Regions from separate parts of the Homo sapiens genome. Here region 1 is linked to region 2. The links are chromatin loops, found by intact Hi-C in ENCODE. Cell type or tissue: endothelial cell of umbilical vein. All regions are shown on one strand. Each heading gives the region's core, and the rest is flanking DNA. Links, peaks and the distances in the headings are about the cores only.

Region 1 (10,917 bases), core at 1,087-9,086, 65 kb before region 2:
ATGACACTTAAAACCTGAAATTTTCAGGTCCACGTTCAAAAGAAAATTAAAACATGAGATAAAACTGCAAAATCCCTTTAGTAAAAATATCAAAAAACAAAAACAGTAACAGCAATAACAACAGGTAGATGACAGAGACAGGAGGAGGGAAGAAGGAAAGGAAAGAGGGATGGACAGAGAAAGAAACAAAGAAAGAGAGGAGAAAGGTACCTGAAGTAAATACTAGCTAAATTAAAGCTAGCTACAGGGGGTAAAAATTCCCAAATACTTGATTTCTAAAACTGCTAGGTAGTTATTTCCGTTCCATCATTAAGTATTGGAATAAACAAAATTATTGATTGCTTTTTATTTCGGTTAATCTTAAAATTTTAGAGACTGTATCTAGGAAGATATTTACTACTGTATTAACCAAGTAATTTGGGAAAGTACAAGCTACCTACATAATAAATTACTCCTCAGAATATTTGGAAATAGCTCTGTGCTGGACCAAAGATATAAAACCAATAATGGAACATCATAGACAGCAACCTATTTACATTCCAAACACTAATTTTTTGGAATTTAGTAGGATAGGCAGAGACCTTGCCTTTTAAATTTCAGATAACTGGATGTGATATAAAAGTAGTAAAAGTGAAGTCTACAATTTAATCCGTGCTCTCAGAGCAAAGTGCTGCCATCATGTGGTAAGTACAGTGATAGCTTTGCATATTTAAGTACTGTGTGGTAGAGGGAAGAAAAGCCAACAGAGCAAACTAATTGAAGACAGATGTGCAGTCAAAGAGACACTACCGATTTAATTAAGGTTAGCCACAATGGAGTAATAAAACACAATGATGTTGAACCATCTAACAGCCAAAGAAAGTGAAATGGTCAAAGAATAATTTAAAACAGATTGAATTGCATCACAGAAGGTAACATTTGTTTACCTGAAATGCCCCCTCAATTAATTGAGTTACAAAAATGATTCAACGTTCTAAGATTTATTCTTTTAGGGCACAGGACCCTTTCTATGAGTGAGCTGATTCTATCATATATTTATAGCATCCACTCTTTCCTTTACTTGGTACTTAGTAATACACTTAAGATTTCAAAAAGAAAGTAGACACAAAAATGTAATTCATAAAAAATGGCCCCAAAGATGTATCTTATTACTAAGAAAAGCCTCTCAATGTTTATATAAACTTTTTTCATATGTAATACACAGGTGTGTAATACATTCACACATAGTAGGTCCTTGGTTTCTGAAACTCTAATTAAAAGAGTTGGAAGAATAAAGCAGAAGTTGAATATTTCTAAATTTTTGATTTTGAAATTATAAAATTATGGAAGATTATACTTAGTGTGTTTAAAATATTATTTCCCTCAATAACATAAAAAATAGAGATATATTACACTTAAATATAACCCAGAGCTCTCCAACTACCTACATACAAACATGGGATCAGGACAAGTTCTAGAGTCTGTAATAGTGCTGGCTCCCACAGAATGTTACTCTACATATTATTTTCTTTTGTCACTTTCATTTTAAATATATATGTAATATTTGTGATTATGAACTTTTTGAAATTCATAAGCTTATAATCTCTGATGGTTAGTGTATTCTCATTAAATATTTCCTTCAATCAAACCAGTGTTTTGGGAGATTGGGGTTAAAAAATATAGTTGAATGATCACCTTTTTCTATACAGTATGACAGAGTAAAGTTATCTCTGATTTTAAAAGCTAAAAAAAATGACTCCCTAAAGTTTCTTTGACAAAGAACATGGAAAAAAAGCTTCCATATCAAGTGGACTTCTTGTTGAGAAATTTATGATTTGTATAAAACACAAAGCTTGATTTAAAAAGTGAAATTATCTACTAAATCATTCAGATGTTTTGATTGGTTAAAGGAAAGAAGTATTAATGTATTATTATTATTATTACTTATTCATTAAATATTGTTCAAACATGGTTCCGGGACAAGCTTTTAAGGAAGTTACCAAGGAGAAAACATAGGCTTTGCTTCCAATAACGACAGAGTATGTGCTACAAGAGTCCAGACATAGGAGAGGTCACTTCTGAATGGGAGAATGAGGAAAAATGCATGAAGCAGGTGATTTCTGAGCTAGGCCTTTACAGATAACTTTAATTTAGATACAAGAAAGTGATGGGATAAAAGAGAGCTTAGTAAAGTTGGAAAGAAAAAAGCCAAACCAAAGGGAGCCAGAGTGAATGGACTGAGAGGGCTTCCATGTAAAGTGTTTGAAGGAGAATTACAAGAGATATATTTGGAAAGACCAGACCAATAAAAAACTCTTTTGAGAGGCAAAATAAAGAATGTGGTGGAAATTATTAGATGTCTTGAAATTACCTAAGATCCAGCCTCAGATAATAAAGTCCTAAATACACTTTATTTGTTAAAAAAAAGTTTGCCTTTATGCAGATTTAGCTCAATTTAATAGAATTGATGTTTTATTTCTTGAAGTCTGTTTCAAGAGAAAGAAATGAGTAAATACATGTTTCAAGTATCTGGAAAAGATATATTAAAATACGGATTCTTAGAACCAGCTTATCAAAACCTCTCCATTTTTTGTTTTATCACATTTTATGATATGCAGATACAGCCCAGCAAGAAGAAAAGATCTGTTGTGTGTTTTAATTTAATTCATTTTTCAGAAACTAACCAAATGTGAGGCTATATATCTCTGCACTACACTTAGATACCAAGTTAAGAATACAGAATTTAATCCAGCACCGGATGTTTTGTTGTGATAACTCCAAATAACTAGATTCATTTGAATTATTCACCTAATTTCTAACTGCCTAAAATTTCCATAGACAGAACCTTAGATGTAATCATGTTTTGCAGAGATGTTAGACTGATTCCATCATAGGTAAATGTCCCCTGGATTTGGTTTTCTTTTTTAATATTTCTTATAAAATGTTATTTGTTTGCATTTAAAATATTGACAACACTTGCACAGGCTTTCAAAATGAGAATTCTATTCAAAGAGATTGGCAAGATGGAAAAAAAACCTGTCTTTTCTTAAATTTATTTCTAGCTTTGTTTCTTTCTTCTTATTATGCTATTTTATATTCTGTACACATTTCTCAACTTTTCCAGAAGAGGAATAGAACTAAAAATCGCATCAGGTAAAACCAAAGTTGACAAAACAAAGGATGGACGATTTTGAAACATAGATAATAAATCATTTTTATAATGTAGCTATTTTTGTTCATTGTGAGTTTGCTCTTGAATTAAAATTATTTTAATTTAATAAATATAAATTGATTGAATATTAGTGTCTAATAATTAAGGTTTATCTTTGAAAATAGTAAATTGTGATTTTCCAATTGATGAAATTAATGTCTTCCATTCAATGTCATACTAAAAATTATGAATTGGATTATAGAATCCCATCAAAAAGTATGACAGCTTTCTTTTGTTTATAATCAATTGACTAATCTGACTCATTATGTAGGTTATGCATTTTAATCTACTTTATACATGTCCATCATTTTACATCCTACTCACATTACCTTTACATTTTTAAAATTATTCTTTTAAGAAGTTTTTTTTAACACTAACTACACCATCTGGGTTTCTTCTACATAAAATAAAGAAAATATTCAGAAACATAACTATTCTGTTTCCACAAATCCAGTCCTGTGGGTTACTAGCAATTCCTTGATGACTGGTTGTTTAACAGCATTCAGTTCAATTAGTCAATTGTATATCAGATGTCTATAAGTTAGGAACACATTTTCCTAAATAGCCGTTTCTAACTTATACACATCTGATATACAATTGACTAACTATTAACAATTTCTTTCTTGTTCCCTATTCTCGGGAAGGGATCCTACTACCACTGGAATATATATAAAAATTCCTTGTGGCTTTAGAGAACCTGCTACCGACGAAATTGAAAAAGTGAAGAAATGGGGGAAAAGTTAAATCCTTTGCAAGACTTGATCCTAGCTACCCTGAGGGTGGATTTCCTGTCCTCAAATGGTTTCCCACACAATGTTTATGTGTTTCACTTCATGTGGTTATTATATTGGTTAAAATTCCACCAGATTAAGAATAATTGTGTTTTTATACATATCCTTAAGAAATATGTAGATATCTTAGGATCGTGAAATGATTATCAACTGTTCACCCATTAGTATAACTCTATCCAACTGGCTAATAAACTCCTAATGGGATAGGGACGCATTTATGAAGAAAAAAGACTCTAAGTAGAACTGTAGGTTTGAACACATCTAGATTTAGAAGAGAATAGAGTTAAATTCATTGTCAAAGACTATTTAAGCTCAAAGACAGTAAGAAACAGCTGTTGACAGTAAAGCCCTTGAGAAGAGTGGGGATACCTTGAGAAGAGAATAGAGTTAAATTCATTGTCAAAGACTATTTAAGCTCAAAGACAGTAAGAAACAGCTGTTGACAGTAAAGCCCTTGAGAAGAGTGGGGATACCTTGAGAAGAGAATAGAGTTAAATTCATTGTCAAAGACTATTTAAGCTCAAAGACAGTAAGAAACAGCTGTTGACAGTAAAGCCCTTGAGAAGAGTGGGGATACCTTGAGAAGAGAATAGAGTTAAATTCATTGTCAAAGACTATTTAAGCTCAAAGACAGTAAGAAACAGCTGTTGACAGTAAAGCCCATGAGAAGAGTGGTGATGTGGCAAATAATATCACAAGAGGAAGAAGAGTAAGTTACTGGGCTCCTACATATCTCACTCCTCATAATCACAATTTTATGAGGTAGGCATTACTGACTCCCATTGTTTTCAAATGAGAAAAGCAGTGTACAGTTGCTAAAGAGTGGGTTGGGAGTCAAAACCAGATCGGTGTGACCGAAAAGTTCACTCTCTCTGGCGGAAGACAAATATCAACGATTTCAAAAACTTACTAGAGAAACTTCTCCCCAGCAAAATCAGGGAAACACTTGCCTTATCTTCCTTCTTTTTGCATCAAAATTTCTTCTCAAATCTGACAACAATATTAGTACTATACCCCTACTGCATAATTTATTGCACAAATTTGTAATGTCTGTATGGGAATATGGATTCTTATATTCAAATATCAAACTTAGGAAATTCTTGAGACAAGTCTCAATGATAAACTAGGAAATGCCTGAAAAGAAACAAATATCTTTAAATTTTAAAACCTTGCTGGAGATAGTAGGCAGAGGTACATACAAACAAACAGAATTTTCAATCACTTCTTAAAATTCTATTTTGCATTTTTGTTTCTAAGGAGAAAAACAGATTATAGTCTAGTAATAGGAAAAAAATAAGCAATTTTCTTTATCTTGCCATTTCTATCTACCCAAGTCTTTCTAAATTCTTTTCTCCATGAAATAGCCAAAATTCTTTTTATTTACCATATCATTTTTGCAATACTGTACAAAGAAACCACAAAAATAATAATAGTAGCATAGTTACATACTATTTAACTTGGTCTAAAAATTAAATGTGTTTTTCCCTAAAGGTGATTGCTTTTCCTTGATGTCCAATAAAAACAGTAAAATAATTTATTGTTGCCACCATTCATTATCAGTAAAGGAAACGAAAAGGCGGGTTGAAAAATGTAGAGTTCTTCAGTAGCTGTTTCTTGTCACATGTAAATTAAGAAGATGTATAATGATGCATTTGTAGATCAATGTCAGCTTCATTTATTGACTGTGGTGTTGAATCTTCCCACACCATGCAGCAAAGCCTCCCAATCACCGGCCTGCAGAAAGCTCTGTGTCCACCGGCTCCTCGGGCAGCAGCTTTGGCAGTGGGTATAGCGTGGACAGTGAAGGAAGCAGCAGCACTGCAGGGGAGACTAATCTATTTCCTATTCCGAGGATGTAAGTGGGTCTCTTTTTGTTACTACAAAGCTTACTCAGCATCATGAGTAAGGCATTCTCAACAGTTAACAGGAAATAACTGGATAATTACCCAATTCTGAGTCATTGTCCCTGAGACACTTGAACTGTTAATGCCTATGTAAAAATAGATAGTTCAAGAAAGATTGGATAATTCAGTTAATTCTAAGGATAAATGTTAGTCACTGCCAGAACTACTTAATCAATACAATCTGTATTTGATGTTAAAACTGCTAATCACTTAGCCATGCCAGAATAAAGTTCAGCAGGAATACAGTAATGTTTTAATCACATAATGACCAAATACAAACATTACTGGTATTTGAGACAAACATATATTAATTTACCTTGAATCAGGAGATATTTAAACATATTCAAAGAATCCATATATCATATTTGAAATAGAGGACATAGTGAATAATCATACAGACTTTTCAACTATAAATCCTTCTACAATTAACATTGAAGGTTTCGAAGTGTTTCCATACTTTCTAGAACAAAGACCGAGTAGTGCATAGGTCCCTGAGTAGGTACTCTTGGAATAAGAATCACTCATAATGTTAAGCCTCAAAATAAAAAAAAAGTCATTTTGCAAATCAAATGCAAAACTTTAGCATACTTAATGTGTTAGAATCGCCTTGGTCATATTGGTGGCATTTAAGATAAATATGTAGATTATGTCTGTTCCAATAACAAAATCCAAACTTCCTGACTTTTCCTTTTCCTGCCCATTAACTAGTCTTCTGGATTTTGAAAATACCACTGGGCCACCCAGGTCCCAGGGTTTACGCCAGGGCAAAAGCAGTCTACCACCTGGTTTTCTAAGACCTGTGAGCTAAAAATGGCATTTCCATTTTCGAAAGTGTAGGAAAAAACAAAAGAAGTGTGATATTTTGTGACACTTGAAAATTATAGGAAATTGAAATTTCAGTGAATATAAACTAAGTTGTATTGGAACACAACCGTGCCTATTAGCTCTGTGTTGCCTGATGCTGCTTTTGTGCTGCAGGGCAGAATTAAGTCGTTAGAATACAGCCCATCTAAAATATTTACTAACTGGCACGTTGCAGAGCTTGCCAACCCTGAGCTGGGTTGTGAAAGGGTCTTTTTCATTTTCTCCAATGCTAAGTGAAGACTTTTCAGGGGGTGGATTGTCTATTTCTCTTTGTTTTAAAATAAAGGTTCTTATAAATCTTTCCTTCTGATGTCCACAACAATTATAATATTTTGATAATGGTTCAGTTTATAAAAGCAAAGCATTAGTGAAAATAGATTTTTACAGTGAAAAACGAGTTCATTTTGTTGTTTTGAACTACATTTTTTTCAATTTAAATTAAGCAAATTCTTATTGTATCACCTGTCCATCTTAGCTTTCTTTTCTTTTATGAGATTTAGTCTATGGATTCAATAGAGTTATTTGTACTTAATCAGTTATATTTTATTGGAAATTCTTCCTAAAAGAAATCTAATCCCATTGGTCTTTGACTTCTGATGATCCAATTTGACAGAAAAGAATTTCTACAAATTCTTTAAATTTCTTTCTAAGCTGTAAATGTCATGTGAATTTAGAAAGGTTTTAAACCACACATAATTTGTTATCCTTCCAATTTTTCTGCACCTTTCAAAATATATAATTTAACACTGATGGTAAAGTTATAATTCCAAAAAGTAAATATGTCATTTTGTCAATATTTGAATGTCTGCAGTATAAGTAGATTATGTATTTTATATATATACCACATTCTAATTTTGATTTTTCCCATTTTCCTGTTTCTCTTGTAAATCAAAGCTTCTCACAACTGTCTAGGAGACTCTTGCTTTGCCATATGAGCACAACGAATATTTACTTTTGAAAACCATTATAGGATATGTGTAAGAAGTAGTATTTGGCAGTTCTTTTATATCCCCCATTGTATCTAATAAAATTATAGCTTGGGCTAGTAAAAGTGTTTAATAAATATCTAGCGATTATTTAAAAATATAAATTATAAAATGTATAGCCAGAATGTTCTGAGCTAAAGTGTAGTCATTGGGAATTCAGAGAAACCACATCCTTCACACGACTCACAGTTACATTTCCTTTGCACTTAATTTAGCTTCACAATCCTATGAAAGTTTTTTGTATAATCTTCAAAATGTACTTACTACACATATTGGCTAAGTACCTATGTTAAAATCAGTTTCAATTGAAAGCAAAGACTGGCTGGGTATCACCATTAACATATAAAGTCTAAGACTCAAGAACAACCCCAAAAATTATCAAAATGTACTTGTACTACAATTACTAAGACTTACAGTAACTACTTTTTAAAAGTCTGGGATAGTATAAGAATATTTATTTTTTAGTATTCTGATCTACTAGATTACCAATACTAAAAAGACCTGCACTTTCAATAGAGTTTGGCTCAGCAACAAGGTATGTTTTGGTTCACTCTACCAGTGTAGCGTACTGATAAAAGTAAGATTACTGCTATTAAGCTTTTTTTCCCCTCTAATGCTAACAGATAGAGCAGAGTTCTTTTTTTTTTCTTAACTACTTGTCTTGAATCTTGATGAAGCAATTACATAAGCTAAAATTTTGTGTGTTACTTAAATATGTATGCAGATGTTGACCATGCAGACCATGGTTTAACATATATATGGTAAAATGGAAATGTTGGAAATTGCTTAATTTGCATGAACTTGGTCCCTCACATACACACTTAATAAAAATTTGTACTTAAACCTTTAACCTAGAATTATTATAATGGAACAATGTAATGGCTTTTGAGATAAAATAATTTCTGAATTTACATGTGTTCTTTTATTATGTGCGGAAACATTTCAGCACCTTCTCTGAAGTAGAATAAGAGGACCTTTAGAGCAGTTTTCAAGTAAGATATAATTGGATTATTAAGAAATAAATATGGTTACATTTTCAGCAGGTCTAGCAAACCAAATACTTCCTATGAAAGTTATAATTAATTGTTAGTAAATCCCACTATGCTAGAAGTGTTGTCTACAAAGTGCAGTATCAAGATGCTCTTTTGTTCAAGCATCTTTCTGTAACAATTTTTTATTCCATCTTTTTAGAACGCCTTATCTAAGCACATATAAAGGCAAATTCCAAACTTCTTCATGTGCCATGTAGCTTTTTCTCTAGCCGAAGAAATAAGAAGTGGTCTACTGTCCTTTAGCTGTTAAATTATTAACATTCTAAGCTTACAGTCCTCAAAGTATCCTGAATTCTTCATCTAGTTGACTTTCCAAAAAGTTTGAAGCTGAAAACTAAAAGTGATTAGCAGATTTTGGTTGAATTCTAAGGCTACTACGAGCATGCCTACCTGTTAATATGTCATGTTTATTGAATGCTTATTATTTCTCAGGCACTCTGTTAACCCTTTTCACGCATTTTTCATGTGTTTTTTTTCATAATCAAAATGTAGCTAATATTATTATCTTTATATCACAAAAGGAGAAACAGTCTTGACCAGGTACTTTGCCTTACATTACCCATAGCAAGAAATAGCAAAGCCAGAAACAGAGACCAAGCAGCCTGACTACAAAAGCCAGTTTGCTCAACACAGTGGAAAACACAGAAAGGAGTTGAAAAAAAAATACATGAAATAAGAAATATTTTATTAAAATATCATTTTTATATATTATTTAATTCAATATTGCTCTTTTTACCAAAAAAACTGGAATAACTCATCAGTACAACATATAAAAATATAAAGCCCCTTCTCATTGTTGAGTTAGAAATAAATAAAAAATTCTAAAACAAAATTTCTAAATGTCATGATGGTCTTATTTTTTGATAAATAGTCTACAAATAAAAACTACTGAATGTTGAGGTATATTGTTTGGCCTGAATAGGAATAATAAACAAGTTCACATTTTAAAATTATGATATAGAGCAATTAACTGTGTATGTATGTGCCATTCAAATAATTATTGCAAGTCCAAAAATATTCGGTTGTGCAAAAGTAATTGCAGGTTTTGCCATTACTATCAATGTCATTTTATTTATGCAAATTTAGCCTCTTTTGCATTCATGAGATCATAACTGAATATATCATTTTATTTTATTTCTAAACAGAGGGAAGATGGGACAGAATGGACAAGAGCCTGTAAAACAGCCAGGGGTAGGAGTAGGACTAGCAGACACTGAAGGTAAGTAAAAATTTACAATATTGGATTTTGGCTGAATCTGCATTCTACAGTATAAGTGTTTCAGTTGTTTTTCTTTTAACATGAATTTAAATGTTACAAACTAATGGCAAAAGCAATAGGTAGTAAGATATCATTATCTATTAAATGAGAATGACTGTATTCATTTTACAATTCCCCAATTTTCTCATTTGTGTTTAACATTAAAGTAACTTGGGGTACTGAAAAATTAAAAGAGAAAGAAAAATGAGAAGGATGACATGAAAAAGACTCAGAAGACTTTCCCAGGGTGGGAGGGAAATCTTGAACTTAAAAATATAACATATATTTTGTTTAAAATATCATGCAAATAGAAAATCAATCATGGAACCTCATTTAAGTCCATAGAAATTCTTAAATATACGAAGCTGAGAAGAAATTAATGGTGTAAAAATCATTTTACAGAAAAATTAATTGCTAAACTAACTTCTAAAGACAAACCAAATTTAAGTTCAAATTTCGTTTTATTAAACAAATAATAAATTATTACCAAATGTGAAAAATCCTTGACGTCAGCAAACATATAAAAGGAGTATCTATAAGCTTTACGATGACAAGCTTACCTTTCATAATACTGTGATAAAATCTAGTATCCCTGGCTGGGCACGGTGGCTCACGCCTGAAATCCCAGCACTTTGGGAGGCCGAGGTGGGCAGATCACGAGGTCAGGAGTTCGAGACCAACATGGCGAAACCCCATCTCTACTAAAAATACAAAAATTAGACAGTCGTGGTGGCACGCACCTGTAATCCCAGCTACTCAGGAGGCTGAGGCAGGAGAATTGCTTGAATCCAGGAGGCAGAGTTTGCAGTAAGCCCAGATCTCGCCACTGCACTCCAGCCTGGGCGACAGAGGGAGACTCCATCTCAAAAAAT
Region 2 (10,917 bases), core at 1,650-9,649:
AAATCAATGTAATAGCCTATGAAGTGTCCAGATGGTTGAGATCCATTTTAAATATATTATGACAAAGGGTTGAAAGAGTTAATATAGTCCTAGGGTAAAACTGTAAGTCAATATTGCTGTCCATTCCACATATATGAAAATTTCCGTGATTTTTTCTGATCAGAATTTTTTTAAATTATGCATTTGCAAAATCCACATCTGCATACTACATTACCTGAAGCCTTAATATCGGCTCTAGCAATAATACCACCCATGGTATAGTAGCTACAACAAGAACTATTACTTGGCTGAGCTTACAGTATCTATAGTCTATATTTATTCTCCAGGATCCATTTATTTCACCCATGGGGAAGAATGGTAAGTTAAGCAGAGATATGCTAGGGCCATACATCCCTGCAACCTTTAGCTCTTGAATGGCATGTTTATTCTACCTTTCCTCCCTGTCCCCCAGAGATACACTGATTTACTATCTTGGTACAGGTAGGAGGGAAGAATAATTTCAGAGGTTTCCACTTGGTCTTTCCAAGAAGTCCAAAGACCAAACATGGGGAATATGCCAAATGCCAGGTAAAATACCAATTGCATATTGAAGACCAGGAAATGACCACCAGATATGTCTGTGAACACAGTGAATCCACTCTAGGCCAGGCTTTAGCAGACTCCACTTATTACGTGGCTCCTGTAAATCTCCACCCTAACTAGAGCGCCATGATGATTCACTGAGTCACCAGGTATCAACGTCAACTCAGAAATCTGTTCAACATTCCTCTGAGTACTTCTTTTTTCCTAGTAGATGGTCACATGAGTAAATAACTAGAAGTCCCTTTGAGAAAAGACTTGGGGAATCATTACAGTATATACATGCTTTGTATTGGAGACTTGTTCCTTTATGGGCACATGGTCATCCCTTTAGTAAATGAATCCTGAAACTCAAAATTAATTTAGGCGTGAGAACTAGGCAAAGCATTGTAACTTTATTTGTGGCAACTGGCCTCAGCCTCCCGCTTCTTCATTCTAGCTTATTTCTGATTGCAGATGTCAAGCAGCTCACTCATTAGCTACCCATCTATTTTGCCCCTAGTGATGCCATATTGTATTAACAACCTCCATAACTCCCTGAAGGTCAAGCCCCCTTGACTACTCCAATCTTGTGTGTCCCCTGCTTTTGTCTGTTAAGCCCTGCCACTTAGCCTCAATTATTCAGGGTCTCATCATGCTCATGAATACTAATCAGACCTGTTCTGGGAGCCCCTCTCCATCCAACTGCCCGTCATTCTGAGATGAGCTGCCACTGAACTTATGGATGCTGCTGCCCTCACCAATTGATTCCTGTTGGCTGAAGGACTCCCTGTGACCTCCCATGAAGCATAACATTTAATGGGGCTTCTGGCCCTACATGCCATGCATTCCATCAGGCCCACATTCCTGAGCCTTTTGCTTCTGCCAGGCAACCCAGGCATTTCCACTTTGCTCGGCCAGGGCCATCACTTATTCCTGGCTTTTAAGAGCCACTCTTAGCAGAAAGTTTGTTCTGTATTCTGGGGTCCTTACCAGGGTATAAAATAAAATGTCTCAAAAAAAGTGCTGCCAAGTCCATTGTTCTTATTCAGTCTTTCACTCTGGCTTCCGTGATCAAGCACCCTCAAACCTAACCCCAGGGGTGATCCCTTGGCTACTGTTTGTACATTGTAGCATATACCTGAAACTCCTTCAGTTTATAAACTCATTTCTCCCTTATCAGCCCAGCATGTCTCCAGTTAGATTGTGCTAGAATTCAGTCACAGTTTTCAGCTTTATAATCAGGATAGGCAGGAGGGGCAACTCTTGAGAAGGTCACCTGTCGTCTTGCAAAGGAGAGGCTGCTCTGTAGCTTTTTCCTGTGGGGGAGCAGTACTAGCTCTTACTAGGGAGGGACAGCCTTCTCCCTTTTGCAAATTCTGAGGGTCAGAGGGGTCTGAAAAGCCACAATTCTCAGGGATATGGTCAAAGTAAAAATTGCACTGGAAGGCAAAGAAGACATTATTCAAAGCTGCTAAAACAGAAGAGAGAGGTCGTCTGAAGTCAACTCTATTGAAACAAAGAGAAGGAGGAATTTTCAGAACTGGGATGATCTACTGGAAAAGTGCTGGAGGACATGGGGTGGGGGTTGGGCGGTTGATCAGTGGGATGTGCTAATCCTGAGTTTGCAAATGTTTTTTCTCAATTATTAGGCCATCCATGTTTGCTAATTGGTGCCCATAAAAGTTAGGCTCCCATTCGCACACAGAAACTGAAAGATAGGTGCACTATCTTTCCTCGAAATTACATGTCAAAAGAGTGGCTTCTAAGTCCTCAAGAAAGACTTTCCTGGATTATGAGAGGACCTCAGGGGTTTTAAAGCCATCCCGGTCAGCGTTGACTCAGGTGTTCCAATTCTATCTGGTAGGGTTCCAGAGATCCTAACCACAGCCCTAACCTTAAGGGAAACCTGTACTGTCTTTGCTGAACGTTAAAATGTCTCTGGAGCCTCTGTAGTTCTCACTATGAAACCCCGGGTCTGCTTCTCAGCAACTATCAGCTCTTCCATTGCAGGGAGTAAGGGCTTCTTCCTAAACTACCACAAAGGGCCTCTGGCTATCACAGCTAACTTTACGAATTTGTCAACTTCCTTATCATTTATCGTTATACCTCTATAAAGCAACACTTCAACTTAGTAGTAAATAGTCAGTTCTGCTGTCCTTACAGGCATTGTGCACTCTGTGTCTTTCAAATGCCTTGATCCTCACACCAAGGACATTCCTCTCCCTGGGGACTTCTCCTAAGTCATCACTCCTGAAATCAGCAGCAATTGGGCTGCCACCTTATTCAGAAATTATCTATGCTTTGCGTTTCAGATGATGTATTTCCTTTTCAAGTGTTAAATATTCTTTATTTGATATTACACACACACCACACTAAAATGCCTTTCAATAAGTACGAGAAACTTTTTTTTTTTTTCCAGACAGAGTCTTGTTCTGTTGCCCAGGCTGGAGGTCAGTGGTGTGCGATCTCGGCTCACTGCAACCTCCACCTCCTGGGTTCAAGCGATTCTCCTGCCTCAGCCTGTTGAGTAGCTGGGATTACAGGCATGTGCTAACACACTTGGCTAATTTTTGTGTTTTTAGTAGAGATGAGGTTTCACCATATTGGCCAGGTTGATCTTGAACTCCTGACCTCAAATGATCCACCCACTTTGGACTCCCAAACTGCTAGGACTACAGGCATGAGCCACCACACCTGGCCAAGGAACCATTTTAGATACAGGAAATTCTAATTAGGTTGGTATAGTTAAAACCAAAAAGATAAAGTAGACTTTGCCACCTTATCTTCAGCCCAGCCTTTAGGAGGCAAATAACACAAAACACAAATGAGTCTTGCTTGGTTCTGAGAAAAAGGGGGGATTTCCCCAGTATTTAAATATAGTCATATAACAAGTATATACATCTGAATATAAAACCAATCTCTAATAGATTTTAAGATGGCATGCACCGTCTTTGTGGAAAGTTGAACATTATTAACAAAGTCCAGTCATATCTTCAGAAGACGAAAACAGCGATAGCATTTACTGAATCAGAATTACTATTAACGTTCAAAAAACCAAACATATTAATTTAACCACAAGCCAGTCTTAGTTAAGTCAGGACTGCCCAAGAAAAATATTCTGTCAGTCATTCATGATCAGAATTCTGATGTATGAGATCTATTAAATCATGGCACACATAAAAAAAGTCACAAGACATACCACAGAAATACAAACTACCATCAGAGAATACTATAAACACCTCCAAGGAAATAAACTAGAAAATCTAGAAGAAATGGATAAATTCCTGGACACATACACCCTCCCAAGACTAAACCAGGAAGAACTTCTGAACAAAAATCTTCTTGCCCTTCTCATCATCGCCCATATTTAATTCTCTCTCATCGCTGGTGATATGAAGATTTCTGTTCAAAAGCCAGACATCTTGCTAAGTCCAGTATGGTACTTTATTTGCCAACTGGAGAGGGAATGATCCAGTCCCCACAACCCCCTTCTTGTCACCTGTTTTCTCAGACCACTCTCTGTGTCAGTTTGGGTCCTCTGAGTAGACACCAGGACAGGATTGGATGTCCAAGGGATTTGCGGGTGTATTGCCTTTGAAGGAAGAGCCTTCAGACCGAGATGGAAACATCATGACTGTGAAGAAAGAATGAAAAGAAAAGGAAGGACTGGGAAGGAAGGACTCCTTCAGACTGCAGAACTGTTCTGAAAAACTCTTGGGCACACTAAGGTGGTGGAGGGCGCTTCAAAGAAAATGCGTTCATTAGAGGAGGCGTCACTTTGAGCAGGCATGGACTGGTTCTACCCTGCTGTGCTTGACCATTGTCTGGGAGCAGCTTATAGGATGTGTGGCCTCAGTGCTCAGGAGGGGAGCAGCTAGAAATTGTTGATCAACTACCCTCCCACAGGAGGTTTTTATGAAGATCTGAGCAGGACATTTCCACAGCCACCACAGCATGTCATTTACAAGAACTCTTTATAAAATATGAAAAAGTAGGATAGAGAAATCTAATGGCAATTAAAACTTAAGGCCATAGGGAAAAATGGGATTCAGTTTGGAATTAGAAATCAGTGCACCTCATATTCCATTCTATCTTGGAGAGCAATAACCATTATTTTCTTCCTAGTATGTTTTAAGTATAATTTTGGTTTCCTCAAATAGTCTATTTCTTATACCAAGTATGATATTGTATATGTGAAGTTTGCCCTTTTAAAAAATTTATACAAAGAGAATGCTAAAAATGCTGAGATAACTAGAATAACATTGGCCCAGTGCTTTCTTAGTTGATGGGTAAACAAGAAAAAAAAGAACTTTTTCACTAAATCATTTTGGATAGCTTGATGTTCTTTTAATGTGTAAGAAAAAAATGGTTTAGCCTGGTGTAAACATGCCTTTGATTTCTGAATTTTAATGTTGGCTTTTAATGATGGTGCAGCATACTCTTAGCAGTGCTTGAAATGCCTCTTTAGTACATACTTCAAAGGAATGCTCAGAGCTGCTGCCTCTGCAATTGTTTAGTACTCTCATAAAGTGGAATTTGAAAGTGTGTCTTCTCCCAGGGAAGAAAAAAATCCCAGGAACTAGATACATTGATAGATGTAATTGAGATTGAAATTATTCTGTTTTCATTGAGGTCTAGGGTCTCAGTTCAAACATATCTAGCCTATTGCCATTCTATTGGGTACTTTTTATGCTCTCTTCTGTTCTTTTTTTTTTTCTATTTGTTAGAGTTGTCCTTCATCATCATCATCGCTACCATCAATAACATTATCAAAAATTACCATTAAAAGTATCACTTTGCCTTTAATATGTTAAGCATTACTGCTCAATGTGAGCTGAATGTTTTTGGTTTCCTTCCTATGCACAGTAGGAGAGAGTCAGGGCTGAAGGCCAAATACTTATAGGTTAAAACTAACAACTCAAACCCATAGTCCTCAGAAACATCAAGACCAAATGTTGGGGTCTTGAGTCAGGAGATGGGAGAGAGGAAGCGCTTATGGGAAATGTTTTATTCTAGTCATCGTGAAGTTCAACCTATCTTGGACATGAAGACCCCTGACATGCACTCACAGTAGAATATTTTTATGAAAGCTGTTCTGAGATCAGAAGGGGCCAAGCGGTCTTGATGATGGGGGTTAATTCCTAAACATCTCAATCAGTTTCCCTATAGTCCCTGAATATTTTTGACATCTGGATGTTTTAAGTGCAAAATATGTATTTTAAGACACTTACCTAAGGAGCAAAGTTCATTATTATTCAATGGTGTTTTATTTACTGATGTTTAGAATTCATTATTAAAAACTCTTATCAAGCTATAGATACTTGCTCACTACAGTCACTTTTCTTCCCTAAGATATGCTGTAAACTTGGCATTTTTAAAAAATGTTTATTTTTCTTCCCTCAGCTTCTGGACTCAATATCAATAAGGCAGCTAATGTTGATAAAAGAAGACACATTCCATGCATTTTAAAGAAAAACGCAATTTATTTTTAAAACCCCATTCCAGTGAATATTTTAAAATATTTTATACAATAATTAATATCTCTCCAAAAATACAGCTTACTGCTTCTCATTGTTCTTTCATATTAGCTTGAATTACTGATTACCTGAATATAGCACGCTGCTAAAGGAAAAGGTTGAAATAGTCTGGAAATTCCAGATCCATCTTTGCTTTTCTAGACATATTCTGCTAGAGTCCCCTGCTCCAGCATTTGTGAATCACGCCCTCTGCTGGAGCCCCATGAGTTCAGTTGAATTGAGTTCAGTTTAATACTGAATGAGTATGCCAAGTGCACTAGAAAAACTCTTTAATCAATGATGACCCAGTTAACAGAGAAGATGCACAAAATCTGTGCCTAGCAGTCCCTCAGAAATGAAAGCCTTTCTGCTGTGATCTATTTATGTTTTATTTCTTAAATATCTAATGAGGCTAAGTCAGATTTTTCTGACAGCTTTGGATCCTCAGCTTTCTGCATTCATCATTTCCGGTCTGTAACAGCAAAATCTATATTTAAAGTATTTTATTCTTTTCTTTTCTTCAACCTATACAGATATATAGGTAGAAGATCTATATCCAATACAAATATACCCTTCTTATCTTTTCCCTCAAAATATTTTGCAGAGACCTTTGTCCTCCACAAAAGGTGACTTTATGCAGAGTGTAGTAGTGTAGTGGGATGGAAGAGAAGGTTCCCCTGTTTAAAAAAATATATTTGATATCAACCCAAATCAATGCTTTCTACCATTCAACACCCCCAATATCTCACTCAGGCTGTTCTAAAAGGATCTACAAAGTAGTTCCTGTAGGAAACAGAAACTGGTCTGTTTGCAGTTTTTAAAAAATATCCTGATACTATTATTCCTCTGCATCTTATGTCAAAAAAAGCACACAATTTCTATCAACATAAAGGATCATGTTTTAGAAAATCTGGATATACTAAGATCCATTTTTTTCCTTTCAAATCTGTATTAGTCTGGGTTCTCTAGAGAAACAGAAGCCATAGGAGATAGGTAGGTGATTGATTGATAGACAGATAAATAGATAGATAGGTAGATGGATAGATACACAGACATCCAGATAGATAAATTTGCCATAGGAGTTGGCTCACATAATTACGGAGGCTGAGAAGTCCAAAATTTGCAGTCAGCAAGCTAGAGACTCTGGAGAGCCGATGGTATAGTTCCAGGTCAAGTTTGAAGGCCTGAAAACCAGGTGAGCAGATGATGTAAGTTCCTGTCTGATTTTGAAGGCCTGAGGACCAAGACAGCTGATGCATAAGTTTCCGTGTGAGTTCGAAAACAGAAATAGACCAATGTCCCCATTCAAAGACAGAGAGAAAGAATTCTTTCTTACTCAGCCTTTTATTCTACTCAGGTCTTTCAGCAGATTTGGATGAGGCCCAACCACATTGGGAAGGGCAATCTGCTTTACTCAGTTTACTAGTTCAAATGTTAATTTCATCCAGAAACACCCTCACAGACACACCCAGAAATTATGATTTTTCTGGGTACCCCTTGGCCCAGTCAAGTTGACACAAAAGTTTAACCATCACAAATCTACTCCTCGCCAGTTTGGCACTCATATGCATCTTCTTAAACATATTTTATCTCCAAATAAAGAAAATAACATCTAACGTGATAAAACTACCCTGCACAGAACTGAAAATGCACCAACCCCTTCCCCAGAAGAGGAGGCAAAGTCCTTAAGGGGTGTTTACTCTTATCCTTGATATCCTATAACTTAAGTACTGAGATGTAAAATTAACAATACTTAAATACTATGATATAGCTGGGCATGGTGGCTCCCACCTGTAATCCCAGCACTTGGGAGGCTGAGGCAGGCAGATCACTTGAGGTCAGGAGTTTGAGATCAGCGTGGCCAACATGGTGAAACCCCATCGCTAGTAAAAATACAAAATTAGCCGGGCATGGTGACACATGCCTGTAATTCCAGCTATTCAGGAGGTTGAGGCAGGAGAATCACTTGAACCCAGGAGACAGAGGTTTCAGTGAGCTGAGATGGCACCATTGCACTCCAGCCTGGGCAACAAGAGTGAAACTCTGTCTCAAAATAAATAAATAAATAAATAAACAAATTATATGATATAAAGTCAATACATGTTATGTTACATGAAAAGGGAACAGGAAAGGAAAGAAAACAAAGGGACGTATACAGCCTGCTGGCAGCAGATCTTAGACGTCTCAGCTTCCATAATTGTATGAGTCAATTTCTTATGGTAAATCTATGTATCTATCTATCTATCTATCTATCTATCTATCTATCATCTATCATTTATCTATCTATGCACACACACACACACACATATTCAGAACAAGCTAAGGAGGAAATACTCCTAATTTCCATAACTGGTCACATGGTCCGAGCTGCTATTTATAACTATCTTCTCCCACTACTCATTCTGTATTTCCTTGGCCTTCAGCAAACACCTCAGCTGCGTGTGGTCCTTTATCTGGTAGATGACCCAAACCTGTATTCCTGAATGACTTAGGCTGTTAGCAGTCCTGTCTAGATTGGGTTGTTGTCATTTTCCATTGATCTTAATCAACCTTAGGGATCTCCTGTGTTCCAGGAATCCTCTTCCTTACCTCCATTGTGGAGTAGCAGTTCAATTTCCCACTGGTAGTCAGGATCACTCACCCCTGCCAGCACAGTAAATCCCTTATTTTCCTGTTGATTCAGAGGCATGAGGAGTCCAAAGTTGCTGGATAGCAGTCTTAACTTCCAGCTCAATGGAATCATGTTGTGTCTCCTAATGGAAGCATCCCTCCCTTTGGAACTAAGACCTCTAGGTCAGCAAAGCATAAGGTGGTAGGAACAGGAAGCAAAAATTTTGCTAATGGGTCACTAGGAGTAATACTGAGTGGTTCCACTCTGATTTCCATCCTTCATTCCTGACCCATAAATCCTGGCTATAGGAGAAGCAGCACAATATGCTGGAAGATAATTCAGACATATACAGTTTTATGGAGAACTTCACCTCAGCCCTGCAAGGTATTGTTACATAGCTGGTGCTGTAGCTGAGTCTTCAAAAGGCCATTCCACCATTCTATCAAACCAGCTGCATCAGAAGCAATCCTGTGTCTAATACCATGATGCTGGATAAGGCATTCTAGAAATCTATGGATGGTAGTTTTTGCAGACGCATTGTATGCAGAGAAGGCAAATTCATATCTACACTGTCTATTTCAGTAAGAACAAAATGATATTCCCTCCATGGCAGAAGTGGTCCAATATAATCAACCTAGCACCAGGTAGCTGGCTGATCACCAGCAGTGAATGGTGGACTCTGTTGGTCTCTGCTGCTAACAGATTAGGCACTCAGCAATGGCCACAATCAGGTCAGCCTTGGTGAATGAAAGTCCATGTTACTAAGCTTATTCATAATCTCCATCCCTGCCACCATGGCAACTTTGTTCATAAGCCCATTGAGTAGTGTTGCGGGGAAGAGCTAACTGGTATCCACAGAAGAGGACATCTCATTTACTTGATTATTAAAACTCTTCTTTGCTGATGTCACCCTTTGGTGAGCATTCACATGTGACATAAATACTTTCACATTTTGATGTCTCTCGGCAAGATTTTCTTGTCACCTATTTTCTAAACATGTTCCCTCCAGGTCCCTGACCATTCAGCTAACCCATTTACCATAGTCCATGAGTTGGTACATAATCCCATTGCTGGCTATTTCTCCTTCCAAGCAGAGTAAACAACCAGGTGCACTTTTCAAAGTTTTTCCCACTGAGAGGATTTCTCTTCACGACTGTCCTTCAGGGATGTCCCAGAAAGGGGCTGTAGTGCTGCCGCTGTCCACTTTCAAGTGCTGCCAGCATATCATGCAGAACTATCTGTAAAACAGACCTGAATGTCCCATTCCTCTGTTAGCTGATCCTAGGGAATTCCCTATGAGGCCATAGGTGCAGGCTGGGAAAGAGAAGCCAATGTAGCAGAAGTAGAGACCACGGACAATTGAGTCACTTACTCATGTAACTTACTTGTGATTTCAGGGCCTGCTCAGGCCTATCAAAATCTATATCACTTCCATTTCATGATGAAGTGATGCTGTGCACACCCAATTTTATCACTTGGCAGATCAGATAACCCCCAGTTTATGATGAGCAGCTCAGGTCCCGTGGTAACTTGGTGGCCCATGGTTTAGCATTCTGTCTCTAAGGCCCAATAACAGGCCAAGAGCATTTCTAAAAACAAAAGAGAGAGAGAGTAATTTTCTGTGGAGGATGGCAAGACTTTTTCCAAAATCCTAAGGGTCTGTATTGAAATTCACATGTATCATGTCTGTCTGCCGCTGACACTTCAAGAACTTTAATCTGCTGTATCATATGGCTCAAGCAGCAGAGCAGCTTGTACAGTAATAGCCTGGACCTACTGCAGAACTCCCTCTTGCTCTGGGCCCCACTCAAAATTAGCAGCTTTTACAGTCACCTGATATGGGTTGGAATGACGCACCCAAATGAGTAGTATGTTAACTCCAAAATCTAAAGAGGCCCACTAGGCATTGTCTCTTTTTCTCGTTGTGGAAGCAGCCACATGCAACAACATATCCTTCACCTTAAAGGAGTTATCCTGTCATGCCCCATATCACTGGGCCCCTTAAATGTTCACTGATGCAGAAAGCCCCTGAAATTTTGTTGGAATCATTTCCCATCCTCTGATACTCAAATGTCTTCCCATTCTCTGATACACAGAGAAGACTAGAGTAGTTGCAACTTCTTACTCACCAGGTCCAATCAACATAATGTCATCAATGTAATGGACCAGTGTAATATCTTGTGAAAGGGAAAGGCAATTCAGATCCCTGCAAACTAAATTATGAAATAA

The links. Peaks named below come from ENCODE experiments on the same cell type or tissue, not always from the same donor. Only the 100,000 strongest peaks of a DNase experiment are listed, where the experiment ranks them.
Region 1: it touches region 2 in a loop (4-fold over the local background); 5 of 110 quality-filtered maps call a loop at or near these places.

Annotation. Positions count from the first base shown.
Region 1 is chr7:82,800,607-82,811,523 of GRCh38, reverse strand. PCLO (piccolo presynaptic cytomatrix protein) reads left to right here. Exons shown (of 25, transcript NM_033026.6): 21 at 5,695-5,836; 22 at 9,933-10,006. Among named protein-coding and RNA genes, the nearest start is that of PCLO, 360 kb to the left of the region's middle. RefSeq lists an enhancer at 5,171-6,370. In endothelial cell of umbilical vein, for the core only: no CTCF peak of the experiment used is centred there; a DNase peak (open chromatin) is centred at 5,883; H3K27ac peaks cover 1,725 bases.
Region 2 is chr7:82,735,812-82,746,728 of GRCh38, reverse strand. No RefSeq gene overlaps it. Among named protein-coding and RNA genes, the nearest start is that of CACNA2D1, 300 kb to the right of the region's middle. In endothelial cell of umbilical vein, for the core only: a CTCF peak has its summit at 6,285 (motif pointing left); a DNase peak (open chromatin) is centred at 6,268.